Linked DNA regions of Mus musculus: region 1 is linked to region 2. A link is a loop called in an ENCODE intact Hi-C map of the cell type or tissue named here. Cell type or tissue: heart. All regions are shown on one strand. Each heading gives the region's core, and the rest is flanking DNA. Links, peaks and the distances in the headings are about the cores only. Region 1 holds the start of Best1 (bestrophin 1). Region 2 holds the start of Fads2 (fatty acid desaturase 2).

What was found. A loop is a pair of places that touch in the nucleus more often than their neighbours do. Peaks named below come from ENCODE experiments on the same cell type or tissue, not always from the same donor. Only the 100,000 strongest peaks of a DNase experiment are listed, where the experiment ranks them.
Region 1: it touches region 2 in a loop (2.3-fold over the local background); 4 of 42 quality-filtered maps call a loop at or near these places.

What each region holds. Positions count from the first base shown.
Region 1 is chr19:9,998,317-10,007,529 of GRCm38, reverse strand. Best1 (bestrophin 1) reads left to right here and starts at 5,897. Exons shown (of 12, transcript NM_011913.2): 1 at 5,897-6,072. It also overlaps a transcript of Rab3il1 not described here. In heart, for the core only: a CTCF peak has its summit at 5,144 (motif pointing left); no DNase peak of the experiment used is centred there.
Region 2 is chr19:10,096,809-10,106,021 of GRCm38, reverse strand. It overlaps Fads2 (fatty acid desaturase 2), which reads left to right and starts at 4,519. Exons shown (of 12, transcript NM_019699.2): 1 at 4,519-4,799. The coding sequence starts at 4,593. In heart, for the core only: a CTCF peak has its summit at 5,112; DNase peaks (open chromatin) are centred at 4,161 and 5,141; H3K4me3 peaks cover 3,235 bases; H3K27ac peaks cover 5,193 bases.

The sequences.
Region 1 (9,213 bases), core at 455-8,454, 98 kb after region 2:
TCTAAGACTACTGTAACTGTCCAGCTAAGGAAAGTGTAGGTAAAGGAAACTTGACCATCACTCTTAGCAGCATCCCATCCATGTTTTCTTTTGTTTTGAGATGAGCTCTCATGTAGCCCATGCTGACCTCAAATTCACTATGGAGCCAAAGACCTTGGATTCCTAAACTTCCTGCTTTTACCTCCCAAGTGCATCATCGTGCCCAGCTTCCATCTTGTTTTATTTCTGAGACATGAGACAGGGTCTTGGGTTTTGCTAAGTAGACCAAGCCAGACCTAAAGTTTCCACTCTACTCTTTCTGCTCATTAAAAGTCCTTTCTTTTATTTAACTTTAAACTCATTCTTATAACTGGGAGCAGTGGCGCAGATCTTTAATCCCAGCACTCTGGAGGCAGAGGCAGGCGGATCTTTAATTTTGAGGCTAGCCTGGTTTACAGAGGGAGTTCCAGGACAGCCAGGGTTACACAGAGAAACTCTGCCTTGAAAATAAAACAAATCAAAACAAATCAAATTCATATTACATTTATTTATTGGGGAGGATTCATGTGTGCCATGGACACATATGGGAGGACAACATATGGGAGTTGGTTCTTTCTTTTCCATGTGGGTCCCAGGAATTTAACTCACGTCATCAGGCTTGGCAGAAAGTGCCTTTACCCACTGAGCCATCTTGCCAGCCCTGCTTCTAGAGTTCTTGGCTATACACAAGGAAACTGAAGATCATCAACTAACTGAGCAAAGCCTCCTAATATGAAGGAAACTGAATCCAGTAAGTAAAACCAAACCAAGACAAAACAAAAACATGGCAGAAGACTGTGGGCTACATAGGATTGTCTCAAAGCACACAAAAGAGGTGCAGAAGACCTGGTTCTGCACCAACCAGTGGGAAGACAAGTGCTCACCACTGCTTGCTCCCTAATGTGTTCTAGGATTGCTTCTGGGGATCCAGCTCAAGTTCTTCCACTTGCAAGGCAAGTGCTTCACTGACTGAGTCGTCTTCCCAACCAGTCTCCTGTTTAACACATAATGCTGATTAGAGGGTGAAATCTTTATGTGGTTGTATGTGCTTTTGAGTTATCTACACATGTGCTGTAGTTTGGCTCTGATGTGTCCACCCAAAGGCTCATGTGTTCAAGGAATGGGCCCTAGCTTAGCGTCAGAAACTTTTTCATATTTTATTTATTCATTTACTTATTTTTTTTTGAGGCAGGTTCTTATGGAACCCAAAGTAGCTTTGAACTCCAAAGTAGCTAAAGATGAACTTAAGCCAGGGGTGGTGGTGCATGCCTTTGATCTCAGCACTCAGGAGTCCAAGGCAGGTGGATCTCTGAGCTCCAGGCCAGCTCTACATAGTCAGAAATAAGTAAAAGATAAAGACAGTAAAGGTGATCCCCAGGACAACTATTAAGAGAATTCAGGGATCAAAACAAAAACGAGAACAAATATGGTCGGCTGGGTACTATCAGAGAGGGGCACAGGCATGGTGTTGCATGCCTAGACTCCTAGCATTTGGAATGCAGGTGAGAGAAGACTGCAAGTTCTAGACCTGGGCTATATAGCAGGTCCCAGGCCAACCCATATACATACAGCGGCTCTATTTCAAAATACCAAGTCCCACTCCCAACAAGAACTGGAGATGTAGCTCAGTGATAGAATGTCTGCTTGGCATTTGGAAGACCTTAGGGAGGCAACACGTGCACATGCTCACGTAACACAAAATAAAACAGCACCCAAAGCTGGGCGGTAGTGGCGCACGCCTTTAATCCCAGCACTTGGGAGGCAGAGGCAGGTGGATTTCTGAGTTCAAGGCCAGCCTGGTCTACAAAGTGAGTTCCAGGACAGCCAGAGATATACAGAGAAACCCTGTCTTGGGGGGAAAAAAACACCCAAAAACCCGTTATAGCTAATAGATACATTCAGTGAAGTGACCAGATATAAAAGCAAGCAAGCAGCTGGGCGTGGTGGTGCACGCCTTTAATCCCAGCACTCGGGAGGCAGAGGCAGTCGGATTTCTGAGTTCGAGGCCAGCCTGGTCTACAGAGTGAGTTCCAGGACAGCCAGAGCTAAAAGAGAAACCCTGTCTCAAAAAAAAAAAAAAAAAAAAAAAAAGCAAGCAAGCAAACAAAAATCAGTCTTTGCACACCTTTAATCCCAGCACTTGAGAAGCAGAGGCAGGTGAATCTATGAGTTTAAGGCCAGCCTGGTCTACACAAAGAAACCCTGTTTTAATGAGGGGGTGGGGGAGGAGGAAAGCAAAAGAAGAAAAAAAAATCAGTTGTTGCTTTGAGTGGTGGCACAAGGGAAGAGGATCACAAGTTCAAGGCCAGCCTGGCCTACATACCTTGTCTTATGACACCAAGGGTTTGTGATACTGCACAGTGGTGCATAGTTTGGCTAGTGTGCACAAGGCCTTGTACACCAAAAACATGACACCAACAGATAAGGATGGCTACACAGCACTTACATTTCTATCTTCTATCAAGACTCCAAAAGTGAAGTCAATGAAAACAGTTCTAGTTGCAGCACAAGAGAGAGAGAGAGAGGGAGAGAGAGAGAGAGAGGATATTTTTAACCAAAGATGGTCTATAAGACTTGCACACACTGTATTGAGCATGGAGCTTCAGGCCTTTAATAACCAGCACTTGGGAGGCAAAGGCAGGCAAGATCTCTGTGGGTTTGGCGCCAGCCTGATCTAACTAGTTTGAGGATAGCAGGTTTATGTAGAGAGACTCTGTCTTAAAACAATCAACAACAAGAGCAAACGAGCAAACAAACAAAAAACCTTGCACACTGAAAACTACAAACTTGCAGAATGAAATTAAAAGAGAGCTAAGGTATTGAACAGATTCACATCCAGGAAGAATGATACCATACACACGATAGGGTGTCCTACGGAATCAAAACCAGCCTGTCACACTCGCAACTGGCATTCTTCAGAAATGGCAAGACGGTCCTAAAATTCATAAGGAATGTCAAGGCACCTTGCAATGGTTTGCTATAATTGCCAACTTGACACAGTCTTGAATCACGTGGGAAGAGAGTGTCAGGTTGATCCGTGGCCATGCCTGTGGGGGTCTCTTGGTTATATTAGTTGATATGGGAAGACCCAGGCTGAAAATGGGAGCTCTCATTTTCTGGGTTTGGAATCTGAACTGCATAAGAGCTGAGAAAGAGCGGAGCAGTTGCCATGGTCATCCGTTTTTTTTCTCTGCTCCTGGCTATAGATATGACTGGCTGCTTCAAATTCTGACTGCCTTGACTTCCCTGAAATGATGGGTTTTATTCCAGGTCATACTGTGACCTGGAATCATAAGTCAGACAAGGCCTCCTCCCCAGAAGGGCTCTTGTCAGGTGTTTCAGCACAGCATCAGAAATGAACCAAAACCACAGCCTAAAAACCTAAGTCCAAAAACACACACTTCTGTTTTACTTTTGCTTATTTGCTTGTGTGTGTGCTTGTGTATGCAGTGGGGGGTGGGGGAGGGGAAGATTGGTGCACATGTACCATGGAGCACATGTAGAATCAGAGGACAAATTGTGGGAGTAACTTCTCTCCTTCCACTTGTGGATTCTGAGGATTGAATTGAGGTCATCTTACTCACCAAGCCTACCTCCCACTTTCTGATTCCAAAGCAGTATGCCTACCCACTGCCTTCCGCTGTATAAACCAGGGCCTGCTGGTGCATGCCTGTCATTCTATGAGGCAAGCTGGCTAAGCTAGACTAGGACTAGGCAGAATTGGTGAGCTCTGGGTTCAGCAAGAGATCTTGTCTCAATTAATGAAGTAGAGCCACTGAGGAAGACACTGACATTGACCTAGGGCTTCAATATGAATGCACACATATGTACTCATATACATATTACACATATATACACACACAAAAAAAAAACCAAATCAAAACAAGTGTAGTATTGGCCTCAGGACAGACACAGAGGTCAATGGAATTGAGCAGACTCTCCAGAAATAGATACATCTGTCACAAATTGATCTTTAACAATGATGCCAAACCCATTCAATGAAGGAAACAAACAGCACATGGGCAGCTGGGTACCCATATGTCTCAGTGGCCTTGGACCTTTACCTCACACTCTCCACAAAAAGGAATCCAAAATATATCAGATCTTAACTGTATCAGCAAAAATCATAAAATTCTCAGAATAGATTCAGCCAGGTCAAAATTCATGAACATTAAAGTTTTATGTGTTCAAGAACATTCTCAACTAAGTATAAAGAGGTCTGGGTGTCGCTCAGTTGGTAGAGTGCTTGCCTGGCATGCAAGAAACCTTGGTTCAATCCCCAGCACTGCATAAGTTGGGCCTGCAATCTTAACACTTAGGAAACGGGCAAAGGATAATTAGGGGTTCAAGGTCATCTTCAGATACACATCAGGTTCAAGGCCTGTGTCAACAGCAAACAAACAAAAGAACGCAGTGCTTTTGAAATGAAAACAGTAATGGACTTTTCTCTCTCTCACCATCGCCCGAAGCCAACCTCTCAACCCAGGTTGTACACCTGACTCAGATGTAGATAACAGTGCTTGCGGTCAAGGCTTAGTTTGATTCGTGAGACCCACAAGCTGGAAGGAGAGAACCAACTCCTGAAAGTTGTCCTCTGACCTCCGAATGTGTACTGTGGTATTCAAGCACACACACACACACACACACACACACACACACACACACCAATAAGTAAACAAAACTAAAAAAAAAAAAATGAAATGCAGATTATGACTGAGGAGGTCTGGGGTGGAAGCCTCAGATCCTTGCATCTCTAACAATCTGTTGTATAGTGTGTGTGTGTGTGTGCTCAGGGGCCTCAGTGTGTGTGTGTGTGTGTTGTATAGTGTGTGTGCGTGCTAAGGGGCCTCAGTGTAAGAGTCCATGTTCTAAGAGGAAATAGACAGGCAAAGCAATTCACTGAGGCTGAGGAGCCCACAGAGAAAAAGGCTTTTGCTGCTTGATATCCCCCAAGGAACTTGGACTATGTAGTAGGTCTTTGTATCAAGAATTCAGTCAACTGTGGCTCACCAGTTAAGAGCAATGGCTCTTCTTCCGGAGGACCTGACTTTGATCTCCAGCACCCACATGTTGACTCACAACCATCTGAAACTCAAGTCTCAAGGGATACTGTGCCCTCTTCTGGCTGCATCAGGTACCAGGCATGCATATGTTATACAGATAAACACCTATACACATAAGACCAAAAACTAAATACATACATACATACATACATACATACATACATACAAACAAATAAATTCACTGAACAGATGGGGATTTGGTGAGAGGTAAGGGTAGGGTCAGGTCCTCACCTGGCTGGTAGCTGCAGGGTGGAGTCCATGAAGCACCACACGACTAGAGATCCTAGCTTTCCCCCAGGTTGTGCTGAGTTCTCACCATGTGTCTCTTTCTGGGTTGGTTCTGGTCTATTCTGTATTATTTCATTGCTATCTGTGGGATATGGCTTGGTGGTGCTGGGACTTGTCTCCCAGCCTTTCCCTGTCTCACCTTATCCCTGTTGCCCCTCTGAAAAGGTCAGAGGTTATTATGCCAGTCTCCCAGAGCTTTAGCAATGAGAGCTGCTTCGTGTCAGGAAAGAGGTATTGACTGTCTTCCTTCCTGTCCCTGGAGTGGCACTATATGTCCTCTGCCTCCCTGTCCAGCTGTGTTAATCCACCTCTTGGTTTCTTCCCTGTTTATTCTGTGATTGGCCCAGAGGAGGAGAGTGGGCTAGCAGGCACCCTATGCAGAACCTGGAGACAGCAGCCAGGTCTGCCAGGCCCAGCCCAGGGCCTACTGCTTACTGCCCTCTGCCAAGTCTGGTCCTCTTCTACCTGCCTGGCAAAGGTCAGGCCCTCTGTGATGCTCTTGTTGCCATGGCGATCTTAGATGAGGAGGCTGTAATGTTCTGGGTCCAGAACCTTCACCCATCAGCCCTATGTGCTCTGCTTGCTCCCTGACATGACTCTCTACCAGAGGGCTAGAGAGCATGGGCTCTGCTACCATCAAAGTCTTCTCTGCACACCCTTCATTCCTCAGACCTCCCTTCAAACCCTACAGAAACCCTAACAGGTAAGCCTCAGGCCCCAGGTAACCCTCCTCCAGGGCAGAGGTCATGGTTCGTGGTAGAAAGGGCCCAGGACCCAAACTTAGAAGACTTTAGGTCCCGGGTCCTAGTCCTGGTTCATTGGTAGTGATGTGGCCTTGGCCAAAAGGTCTGCCTTGAGCACCAGTGTCACCTGAGTGTTTTACACTCAACAGTCCCTCGGCAATGCCTCAGTGACTTGCCGTGGGCTGTTCTTATGTGCTTACATCTTCTCGGCTCAGTGAGCTTCTACTCCTGCTTCAAACACCAACTCCAGAGCTCCCACTCTGTAGGCTTCCCTGGCCTCTCAGACACTCTCACTCCCATTCTCTGCTGGAGGTTTTAAATATTTTTTTTTAGAGTCTCTCAACTCTTGTCTTCTTAGAGGCAGGAGTTAGAACAGATTCTACCCTGGTATCAGAGATGTTTTGTTGAATAACTTCTTGTGGGATGGAAAGGGAGAGTGGTCTTGGCTGCGCTGGGCACTCTCCTTGTAGGAGGTTATTCTGGGGTCCTGTATCCAGGTATGTCTTGGGCTTTACTGTATACCTGAGGCCTGTCTGGTTGACTGGAGACACATTTGTGTTTGAGGCCCGTGGGACACCATGTCTTATGTTTGAATGTGCTTAGAGTTGTGTGGGTCTAGGAGCAGATTGTTCACAGTGTCTCTGGAGACATCTTGAGACTGGAAGAAGCAGAGAGCAGCACTAGCAAGTGAAGAACTGGTTAACGGTGAAGAACTGGGCTTCACAGAAAACCAAAGAAGTTCTCCAGCACTTCCCAGCTCTTCTAAAATACTATGTAGCTACTGGTAATGGTCAAGGAGATAACGGCGACTTCCAAAGACAACTTTGATGATCACTGACACCTGAACAACTGGACTAGGCTTCCCTGGCAAGAACTAAGTCAATGGTGACCTCTAGTGACCAACATAAGGGATGCAGGAGTCCATTAAGGCAGTGTTTAAGGCAGTGTTTACAGGTGTTTTGTTTTGAACTACTCTGCTAGAAACATATTCAACTTTAATTAAATATATATTTATTGGACTGGGATTTATCTCAGTGGGAGGAGTTCTTGCCTGGTGTGCATGAAACCCTGCACTGGATCCCCAGCACTTATCTGTTGGATATGGTGGCTCACATCTGTAATCTCAGCTCTCAGGAAGTACAGAGAGAAGTGTTAGAATTTCATGGTCCTGGGCTACATAGAAAGTTCAAAGCTATCCTGAGCTACATGAGAACACACCTCAATGTAGACTCTGTGTGTGTGTGTGTGTGTGTGTGTGTGTGTGTGTGTGTGAGAGAGAGAGAGAGAGAGAGAGAGAGAGAGAGAGAGAGAGAACACCTATTAGATAGCAAGCTCTCTTGTGAAGGTCAGTATGTATTGAAGAAAAGAGGAGAAACAGGTAGGAGCCCACAGAGATTCTCGGTCCAGCTGTACATTACAATGGAAAACCCGCACCTGGGCAAGTTGGGTCTGCCCCTGCCCAGTGGGGCGCAGGCAGCACTGGGTCTGCCCCTGCCCAGTGGGGCGCAGGCAGCACTGGGTCTGCCCCTGCCCAGTGGGGCGCAGGCAGCATTGGGTTTGACTTTGCAGATCCTCCCCAGGCCTGCCGTGTCTATCACTCTCACTCTCATCTTGCAGTAAGTGAGCCAGCACTTATTCTCACCCTCTTTTCAGATGAAAAGACATTCACAACTGTCCTGTCCCTTCTCTGTCCAATTAAGGACAGGGACAGAGTGGCAGGGAGGGGTGGGTACTTTTCATCCTCCAAGATTGCCCCCAATCTCAGCAGACTCTCAGGATAACACCAGCTTTATTGTTCACTATGATTAGAAACGTAGTCAAGGTCATGGTGAAACAATCCCCCCTCCCTTCTGAACAGAGTTAAACAGGCAAAAACCTGTGTGTCAGAATCACCTGCAAGCTCAGTTTCCTTAGGGAGTGTCTGAAGGGGTGTGGGAGCGGGAGAGGAAGTAGAGAGTAGGAGGGTGGATTCACTTTAAGGCTCAGGATCATAATGTAAATTGGGACTCCCAGAAGCGTGGTTCCCAAGACCACCCAAACCACAGACGCCTACAGCACTTGATAAAAACGCAACGTTTCCAAGGACACAGCATCAGGCTCCTAAGGTCTGGAGAAGCTGCGTATTTGGTAACTGTCTTGGCAACTGTCTCAGTCAGTGAAGACTTGCTGTCCATGCTCTTCATGTACAGTGGCTTGTTGGCAAACTCTCATCTTAGCCTGGTGCTCAGAAGAACCTACAGAAAGGACTGGCACACTAAGGTTGCCTGAGCTGCTGAGATGCCACCCAGCTCCCTCTGGATGCTTGGGCATGTGTCTTTGTTTTTCTCAGGCTGTCTGGGATTAGGCCGTTTAAATAGCATCAAGCCCCGTTGCCTTCCTGCTCCCCTTTTCTTTTTCTGACTTTGAAGTACCTACTAGTAGGCCCTGCCAACTAAACAAGCCACCACAACCTATGATGTCACCAGCGGCCAATCAGAGCTTCTCACCAATATATGCATTGATGTTACTTTTAACTGTGCTGACATTCCAGAGCAACACATCCTTTTCAGACGAGGACGCTGTGGCTCAGTCACAGCTAGCACACAGGTCGCTAGAAGCCAGTGGCATGTGTCAATTGTTCCAGAGCGGTCCCCAGAGACCTGGACAAAGTCTCCTTCTTCCCCTGAGCTCTTGATACCTTAGATGGAGCTCAATCTTGCCCCAGATCTTCTCTGAAAGACTTCAAGGGTCAGGACGCAGTGGCGGCGACACAGATTTATTTATTTATTTATTTATTTATTTATTTATTTATTTATTTATTTATTTATCGAGACAGGGTTTCTCTGTGTAGCCCTGGCTGTCCTGGAACTCACTTTGTAGACCAGGCTGGCCTTGAACTCAGAAATTCACCTGCCTCTGCCTCCCAAGCGCTAGGATTAAGGACGTGCGGCACCACCACCTGGCACAGATTTCTTGATCTAAACTTAGAGCCATGGAAGAGGGGCTATGGCACCTAATTCCAGCCTAATAAGTCAACACTCCCCAGGAAAGAATTAGAGGAACGCTGGCCAGGCTGTGCTGGCTGCTGATTTTGAGCAGATGACAGGAGGGGCTGAGACAAT
Region 2 (9,213 bases), core at 497-8,496:
TAACTTTTCTTTGTATATTATTGTTACATACACATATACAAGTACATATATGCAAAAATATATGGATGAAACCTTATGTGTCTGTTTCTGTTGTTTGTGCTTCCCTCCCTTGGAAGCCTGAATAGCATCTTCTGGTAACCATGGCAATCTTCAGACCAACAGGTGCATCTTTTGGTTGTTGTTGTTGTTATTGTGTGAGAGCAGAGCATCCCCCACTATAATTTACATAAAAATAGAGTCACTTCCCCAAACCCTGAGTCCTCAGCTTACAGAGACCTCTCTGCCTGCTTCTGTCTCTTGAGTCCTGGAATTAAGGTGTGTGGTAGGTAGCACACCCAACTTCAAGATAAGTTCTTACAGTCCAGGCTGACCTCAAACTCAAAGTGCCTAATGTGGCACTATTGGAAGACAATAAGGCCTTTAAGAGGTGAAGCCTATTAGGACCCTAACCTTTTCCCTCTCCCCCTCTTTCTGTGTATGTGTCAGAGTGCATGTGTATAAGTAGATGTACACATGCATGCATGTATGTGTGGGTGAGTGTACATGTGGAGAACAGAGATTAGCACCAGGTATCCTTGACTATGGTTCTCCAGTTTATCTTTGAAGGCAGAGCCTCTCATTGAACCCATAGCTCACCGACTGGGCAGCCTGCTACCCAGCTCTGGAGGTCTTTCTTCCCCTAGCCCCAGAAGTAGGGTTGCAGACGCGCACCGTTACCCCAGCTTCCATGTGGGTTCTGGGGATCTGAGCTTGTGTCTTTTGCTTGTGTGATAGGTATGGGTGCTGGGGATCTGAGCTCGTGTCCTTTGCTTGTGTGACAGGCACTTTATGGACTGAGCCATCTCTCAGCCCTGGGACCCTTCGTAACCTTTATCTCTTTCTTGCACGTGTTCTGTCCTGTTGTTAAACCACAAACAACAAGATCAACTGATATGGTCTGACGCTCCTAAAACTGAGTCCGGACAGACCATTTCCAGGTTTAGGCCGACCTGACAGTGTTTGTTACTGTCACTGGAAGCTGACCAACACATTTTAGAATTGGAAAGTGTGCATTGACCTGAGAGGTGGAGGGGGATGGGAAGTAAGGCAAGCAAGCATGGGCTGGCTAGGCAGCAGGTCTGATAATAAACAAGCATTTAGAGTTGGGGTTTGAGGACATGAGAAACAGGCACCGTGAGGGAGAATTTTAAAGATTGGGGCAATGTAGCTATATTGACCAACAATGAAAAGCAGAGATGAAAGACAGCAGAATGCTATCTCCTCTGAGCTTTCTCTTTATTAGATTTGCTCACAAGGTACCATATCGTCTGTTCCTTCCTAACACCCTACAACATGCAGGGTGGTTGAAGGATGTGAGCCTCTTTCACTAAACCCTGAACAACGATACTCTTCCTTTTATGGAGCGGCTGTCTCCAGCAGCCACCAGAGTGTCCTTTAAAGGCAAGAAGGACACCTGTTCTCACCCATTCAGTGAGAACCATGTGTATGAGAGCCTTCCCTACAGGCTCTGTCTCCCCACACACGTGAGGACTGGGGCTGGTCTTTTGCCCATTTGGCATGCTGGGCGAGTCTGGGCTCCATGCCACCCAAGCTGATCTCTTGTTCCTGATAAAGATCAATAATCGCAATGATGTCCTGGTAGGGTCCCAGGAAGCTTCAGTTCTTGGTGCTGCTGGGGGGTGGGGCGTCAAGGAGCTCGAATCTGAGGGACAGGCAGAAGTCAAAGGAACTTACCCCTCTGTGTCTGAGATAGCCCCCTTTCCAAAGTGGTTCTAGGGTAGGTTGGATACTGTAAGGTTTTCCCTGGGCAAATGGTCTCATCAGCCCATCCAAGCAGGAAGAACAGCCAGTCAGGGAGGACAGTGTCAGGCCACGTCTGGTGTGCTGTCAGCTTCCTATAGCTATTGCCTAATCCAGGCTCCTGTCCCCTCCCCAGCTGTTTCCCTTGACTTTGCCTGCATCCCTTTCTGGCCTTAAGCTGCCTCTGTAGTTTTCTTTCTTTGGGAAAACAAAAACATAGAAACTATTTTAATGATGTGCGCTTGTGTGTGGGTGTGTGCATGTGAGTACCCAAGGAGGCCAGAAGAGGGTGTTGAATCCCTCGGAGCTGCAATTACAGGCACTTGTGAGCCAGCCAACATGGGTGCTGGAAATCAAACTCGGGTCCTCTGAAACAGCAATCCATGGATTGCTTCTTGATACACCCTACCATCTCTTCAACCCTTCCTCTCACCCCCTTCCCTTCCTTGTTCCAGACACGGTCTCAAGAGCTCACCTTGAACCTACTCTGTAGCAAAGATAAATTTGAATTTTGGGTCACCCTGACTTTACCTCTTGAGTCTAGAATTTTATGTGTGCACCACCACTCCGGCAATCTAGCTCAGGGCCTAGTACATTTGGTGACTATTCTTTTGGTTGGTGCAGCCCCAAGCCTGCTGTTCTCTTTGCATATCGCAGGTCCCACCGTGGTACACCCTTGATTGGTGGGTTTCTAATGCTCATCTCCATTGTCTTTAAGCAAGTGGGAATGTTACCAACTTGAACTCTACTCACAGCAGCCCTGGTTGGGCTGTCCGTTTACTCCTGTCTTCATTGGGAGTCCGCTGTAGCCCATTCTTGGGGCCTTCTCACTTGGTCTTTTCTCGGCCTTCCAAGCTTCTGCTGTGAAGCACTTATTGGGGTTCCCTGTCAGCTGTCAGTCATCCCTCTGAGCTTTAAAACTCTAAAAAAATTATCATTAAAGTTATCTGTGTATTGTGATAATCCATCTTTTGAAAAACAAACAAACAAACAAACAAACAAATACAAAACAGCTTTCTTGACTTTATTATATTCCATCGTTAACATGCACAAAAGACAACAGTCTTGCTCCTTATGCATAGTCGTGTCCCAGGCCAGCCTTGAACTCATGGCAATATCCTGCCTCAGGTTTCTGATGGATGACAGTATGGACACGACCAGCACACCTACTTCACTCACTTCTATCTTTTGGGCAGGCCAAACGAACATCTGTTTGGATGTTTGTTTCCTCTCCTCTAAGCCGGAAAAGCTTCACTCAACACTCCTTGAGTCTGGAGTTTGTGGAATGAAGAAAGGCTGCTCCTGATGGATGCCAGGACAGAATGAGAGGAGTATACGATGGGAGGGACTATGGGAATGTATTACCCCCTGCACCAGGTACTTCCTTTGGACCAGTGTCATGTGGAGCTAGGGAGCCCAAAGTCTTGAAAGGGTCATGGAAGAGGCCAAACAGGGCCACTAGCTAAGCATGTATGTCTTGACCATTTTATCTCTCTTACCCTCAGACTCTTCATTTTGAAGTTAGCTATAACAATATCATAGGATTGTGGTGAGACTTTAGCGAATAGGGCCTTTCTTCCTACTATACTCCCTTGGTATCAGTGTCTCTCTTGCCTGCAAGTGGTGTACTACTGTCAAATCAATCGCGGGCTTTTATTGCTTTCATGTTTCCCAACCAGGCTTGTGAACTCTTTCTCAGTCGAAGACAAGAAAGGTGTCCAGTTTATCCTGGCACCCTCCCCAGAAGCCACTCCCGCGGCACTTAGCACGAGGAAGAAAGCAGAGATTCCACCGTTCTTTTCCAAGATGACCAAGTTGAAAGGATTCAGAGCCCTGGTTAAACAGAGACCCACTCCTGGCTCCTTTCTCTAGGAAGGTTTCAGGAAAGCAATAAACAATATGGATCTCTTAGACAATGTGAGATACAGGAGACTTGAGTCCCATCTAGCCAGGCAGAAATATCACCTAGTCATGACAGCCCAGGAGGGGGCCTTGTTTAGCCGGAGGCCGAGCGTTGTTCACCATAACCGCTGCGCCTCCTTTGTGCGAGCATCAGGTGCAAATCCCCGGCCGAGCGCGTTGGCGCTCTGAAGCGCGCAAAGAAAAGCCCAGCTGCCGCCCCCGCCCCCCCCCCCGCCCCCCGCTCTCCCCTCCCAGCTTCTCAGAGATCTACTCCCGCTTCCCCGGCTCCAGGCAGCGAAGGGAGGAGGAGGAGGTCAGACACGTCGCCGACCGCCCAGCAGGGCTTAACTCCATGCGGGCGGGCGCGAGGGAGGGGGAAGCCGCGGACCCGCCGCTCCAGCCCGCTGGCCTTCGAAAGATCCTCCTGGGCCAATGGCAGGCGGGGCGACGAGCCCTGATTGGTGCAGGCGCTCTGCTGATCACTGTGGAAACCCGGGTGGCGGGGAACTCGGGAGGATGCGGAGCCGGGAACGGGGGGAGCCAGAGGGGTGGGGGGAGGAGGCAGCGAGGCCCTGAGCTATCCTGGAGTTTTCACCGGAGGCAAAAGTCCACAGCAGGCGGGCCTAGGGTGGGCGGAGGAAGGGGACCGCTTGGGGGCACTGGGAAGCCAGGGGTACTCCTGAGGGAAGGCAGGGGTACTGGCTAGCTAGTGAAGGCGAGGAGGAGCGAAAGCGAGGGGAGGAGGCACGGTGGGAGGAGGAGTAGAAGACAAAAGCCGAAAGCGAGGAGGGCGCCGACCGCACACTGCGGCCAGGAGAGGGACCGTCGGTGTTGCGAGCCGCGGGCGCCCGGAGGCCGTAGCGCACGGGGCATCCGGGTAGACTGGCAGCATGGGGAAGGGAGGTAACCAGGGAGAGGGGAGCACCGAGCGCCAGGCTCCGATGCCCACCTTCCGTTGGGAGGAGATTCAGAAGCACAACCTGCGCACCGACCGGTGGCTCGTCATCGACCGCAAGGTCTACAACGTTACCAAATGGTCCCAGCGGCACCCGGGGGGCCACCGTGTCATCGGACACTATTCGGGAGAAGATGCTACGGTAAGAGTCTGGGGGTGCCAGCCACTCTTGTCTGCTGCAGGCTGGTGTCAGGAGCCCGGGGTCCCTGGGCGCCAAACAGATCCCCGGTTCTTAAAGGAGCGCAGGACGTTCAGCAGGGAAAGAAAGTGTACCAACTGCCCTCACCTCCCTCCTGGAATCGTTCTCCTCTGGGTCAACTGGGCAGACTTTGGCCGAGCCTTTTGGACGCCAGGCCTTAGCACCTCTGTGGAAGTCCCATCAGTGGTAAACTGTGCCCGGTGCATGTTCACAGCGCATACTGCGCGCTGTTCCAGCCGGAGCCTGGGACTCTCCAAAGGGGGCGCTCCAGCCTTCGTGTTCGGCGCTCCCCAAGTGGAAGATGGCCACCCTTGGGCGCCGGGGAGAGGAGCCTGAGAGCGGGCAGCCATATGTGGGACTCTCCTGCCAGACCAGGGGGCGGAGAAGGAAAGCTGGTTCCTGGCCAGGACTCGCTCCTGCTTGGACTCCTGTCTAAGAAGGTCCACAATGGCTGCCCGACAGAGACTTCCTAGTAGTTCAGATTCCCACGCTCCCGAGGATTATCCCGACTCACTCCAAGTGCCAGCCTTCTGGGAAATCCTGGTGGGGAATTGGTGGAAGGCGAACGGGCTGGATTTTGCAAAATTCAGGTCCGCAGGGGATCTAGAAGGTGAATCTAAGACTGGCTTGGCAACAGGTCCATCTGCCTCTGGGGTTACTATCGGACATTCAACTCAATGGCCCTCTGTTTTTAGATCCTGCCAGGATCACCCTTCCCCTCTTGCACTCATGGAGGTTGTTGAAGTCTCTGAGACCTCTGTGGAACGGAGGCTATCCTATATTGCACAGTACCCCATACCGTGCCTGGCCCCACCCCCAACCATAAAGTGATTGTGTAGTCAGGTGGGTAAGAGGAGAAACAAAGTCAAAGAGGAAAGCCAGACCTTTCTTGGCACCTTTCTTGGTGGGCTGAAAGCAGAGGAAAAGATGTAGCTGGAGAGAGCTTGGGAAAGACGAGTGGGAGGAGGCTGAGAAGAGGGATAAACTTATCAGACCGCACTCCACATCAAAGTCCAGGATGCTGACTTGAGTGTGGGCTTTTCTTGTGCAAGTTTGATAGTTTCAATTCTTACCTTCCATGTCTTTTCTTTTTGAGATCAGCCTAGGTAGCCATACCCTAATCAATGGACTGGAGGCTTTGGTGAACAGGATGCAATCTTACTCCAGATTGAGGAGAGAACTGGCCACATTCATACTGCCTAAAGACTATTTTCCTTGCTTGTGGAGCCTGCTTAATTATGCCCATGGGGCTGGCGATGCTAACCAGACCTTAGGAGAGTGTAAGCTTTTCACATTCCTTGAGTGTCCTAGCTCTCTTGGACCGCCTCACAACCAGAGAAGACCTTGGTTTCCCAGGGAGAAAACTTCCCAGCCCCTATCTGGGGGATCTTTCCACTGTTTCGGGTGCTGGTGTGTGCATGAATCTGTAGGTGAATTGCAGACGACTCCTCCCCTTTCCAGGCTCTTACCAAAAAGTTTCCTAAAAAGTAAAACAACAAATGTGATTGGTTTGATCCGATTATTCCATATTGTGTGATAAGTGGGTTTTCTTGTGTGGAAGCTCAGCCCAACAACAGCCTTGAACTTTATAGTTTATTTAAGAAGCCAGACGTATTTCATCCTTGTTTTGGAAATTCTTAGGGTTTCCCTGACTCAGTTTTCTCCAAATGTCTATGTTCAGATCTAACCCAGCAGATACCTGGATGGCTTGCTCTTATGTTCTGAAAGCCTTATGTCCTCTTCCACATTTCCTGTGTCATTTTCATTGGTTCTGAGTCTGGTGTCTGGGATGTTAATTGTCCCATGATAAGAAAGGTAAGGTGGGAGTCAGGGTAGGCCGCAGATGTGATCCCTGGGCTTGTTGCAGAGAATCACTTAGTGGACACACACACACACACACACACACACACACACACACACACACACACCGCCACCCCCAATCCCTCATCTATTCCAATAAGATGAGTGTGGCAAAGCTTGCTGTAAACAGTGAGCCCCAGACAGACATGAGAGGAACAAAACAGCTAGCATGTAAAGTACTCGCAGAGAAACGGAGCAAGCTCATTTGATGACACGACATGAAAGCTTACTGTCTTCCCAAATAAGACACAAAACACACTTGATGGAGACAGAGTTGGAGATCAGTGTAGAAAGAGCCGTGAGGTTTTCTTTGGCATCCCCCTGTTTCTTCTTAAACTGAGATCAGATTGGCAGAAGGCCTTGGACAACTAGGAGATCTTCAAAGGGAGCTCCACGAGATGTGGGGACCCCTCCCCAGGCTGTTTCTCAGGGAACTTTGCCGCTTAGGGGTCTTGCCTTCTTGAGAAGGGTGATGAGAATGGACTGTCAGGTTTGGGGACGGACTGTTCAGCAGATAGAGGCTGGATCCCTAGAGCCCTTTCATTTGTTACCACTCAAAGGATATCTGTGATATGCTGACAAGAGGCTGGAAGGTGAGGCCAGAAGCCAAGGAGGCCCATTTTGAGGTCAATCTAGGATATCAGTCAAGAATTTTCTGTTCCTGAAGGAAGAAAAAAAAAAAAAACCTCAGAAGTGCTCACTTCTTCTCTAGAAGGATGGAGCTGTTGTTACTTGATCCTTCTGTAGTCAGACCCTGGCCTCACTTGTACTAAAAGCCACCTAAGTGGCATGTGCTCAGAGTCCCAGATACGCAGAAGACTGGAGCAAGAGGATTATTTGAATCCTAAGTTTTGAGGCCAGCCTGGTACCCTAGTGAGATTCCATTGCTGAAAATAAACAGTGTGAGTTTTGCAGTTCACAAACCCATGAGATTGGTATATACTATCTCATTTAATTCCCAGGTTAGCCTTGCCGCTGTCCTGTCCTGAGGCTCAGAAATCCTGGTCAGGTGGTGTTCAGTCATAGTCGGGATCTGCTGGCAGCACTCGCTGCAGCCTTACCTTCCTCTCTCCATCTCCCTCTTCTTATTTTTCTATATCTTTAGTCATTTCCTGCTGGTCCCCCCAGAGCTTTTTCTGTCTTAGATTTGCTGTAGGCACAAAGAACTGTCACCCATGCCCCAAGCCAGTGTTTGCACTTTTCTCGGGAGTCTAGGCAGTACAAAATGAGCCCACTTGTGACTTTTCATCTTCAGCAAGAGCTCATGAAACATTCATTGAGCGTCTCCATGGCTCTGAGCTGGGCTCGCATCAGGGCCTCAACACAAAGATGAATAATTCACAGACAGTGGCCTCCTCTACTGGACTGTTCCTCCTTAGTTTTCCTTGCTTCAACCTGGATTCTCCACCTCCAGACTCCCGCCTGTTCTCCAGCCTATCCGGTTTTGTCTATGCTTTTTGGCCCATCTGCCTTTCTTTCTTACCTCTTAGAATCAAAAAAAATAAAAAAGACAAAGGGGACCAGAGGTGGGTTCCATCTTTGAGCTGCTCCTATAATGTTTCCGTGAATAAGCAGCAATTGAAGAAATGGAATTGTTGGAATTGTGTCCCTGTAGACAGAGCAGGAGCATCGGTATTTTCTAGGCCTGAAGGGCAGCGCCCCCCCCCCCCCCTGCCGAGTGAGAGCCATCTGATTCCTGCCCATCATAGTTTGGTGAGAGACAACCTCCATACCCAGCCCCAGCATCTCCTGTAACGGCTCTAATAAAATGCAAATGGCGTTGGATTGTGGAGATGGCTTAGGGCTTAGTAGTTATGCTTGTTAGTGAGAGTGAAACTCAGATCCCATAACATACCGGATGGGGTAGTAGCTGACTTGCAATTCTAGCCCCTGAGTGCAGAGGGGTAGGATCCCCAGAACAAGCTGGCTAGCAAGACTAAGCATGCCGGTGAACTCTGAGTTTGACTGTGAAGCCTGCCTTGATGGATAAAGTGGAGAAGCAATCGAAGATGATTCTCAACATCAATTCTGTGGGCCTCCGCACGCATGCACAAGTATGCACATGCACACGTGCAAAAACATTTACGCACATGTCCATGAAAACGGAAAGGGGAGAAATGGCATCATGCTCTCAGGCCCAGTCTGCCTCTGTGGGGATTTACTTCCTGTGCAGCCAGGGAAGTCCACACATCCCGTGCTAGCCAAGGAGTTCACGGGCCACAGAGTACTCCTCAGCCTCTTCTCCTTGGAGGGGGCAGGACCAGTGGACTTTCTGCTCTGTCTGTACCTATGTGCTGCTAAAAGTAACTCAGAAGTCAGTATCTTCCGTGGCTGCCATCTTTTTAATCTCTACCTATAAATCCCCAGGTCCCTCCTGATTCTCTTCCTGCTTTGAGCAATCGTCAAAGAATCGTGGATTGCTGCATGGATCATCATGCATCCTTATTTATTGAGCCTGGATTTCTTAAATCCTGGGCTAAATTCCCAGATGTGGAAA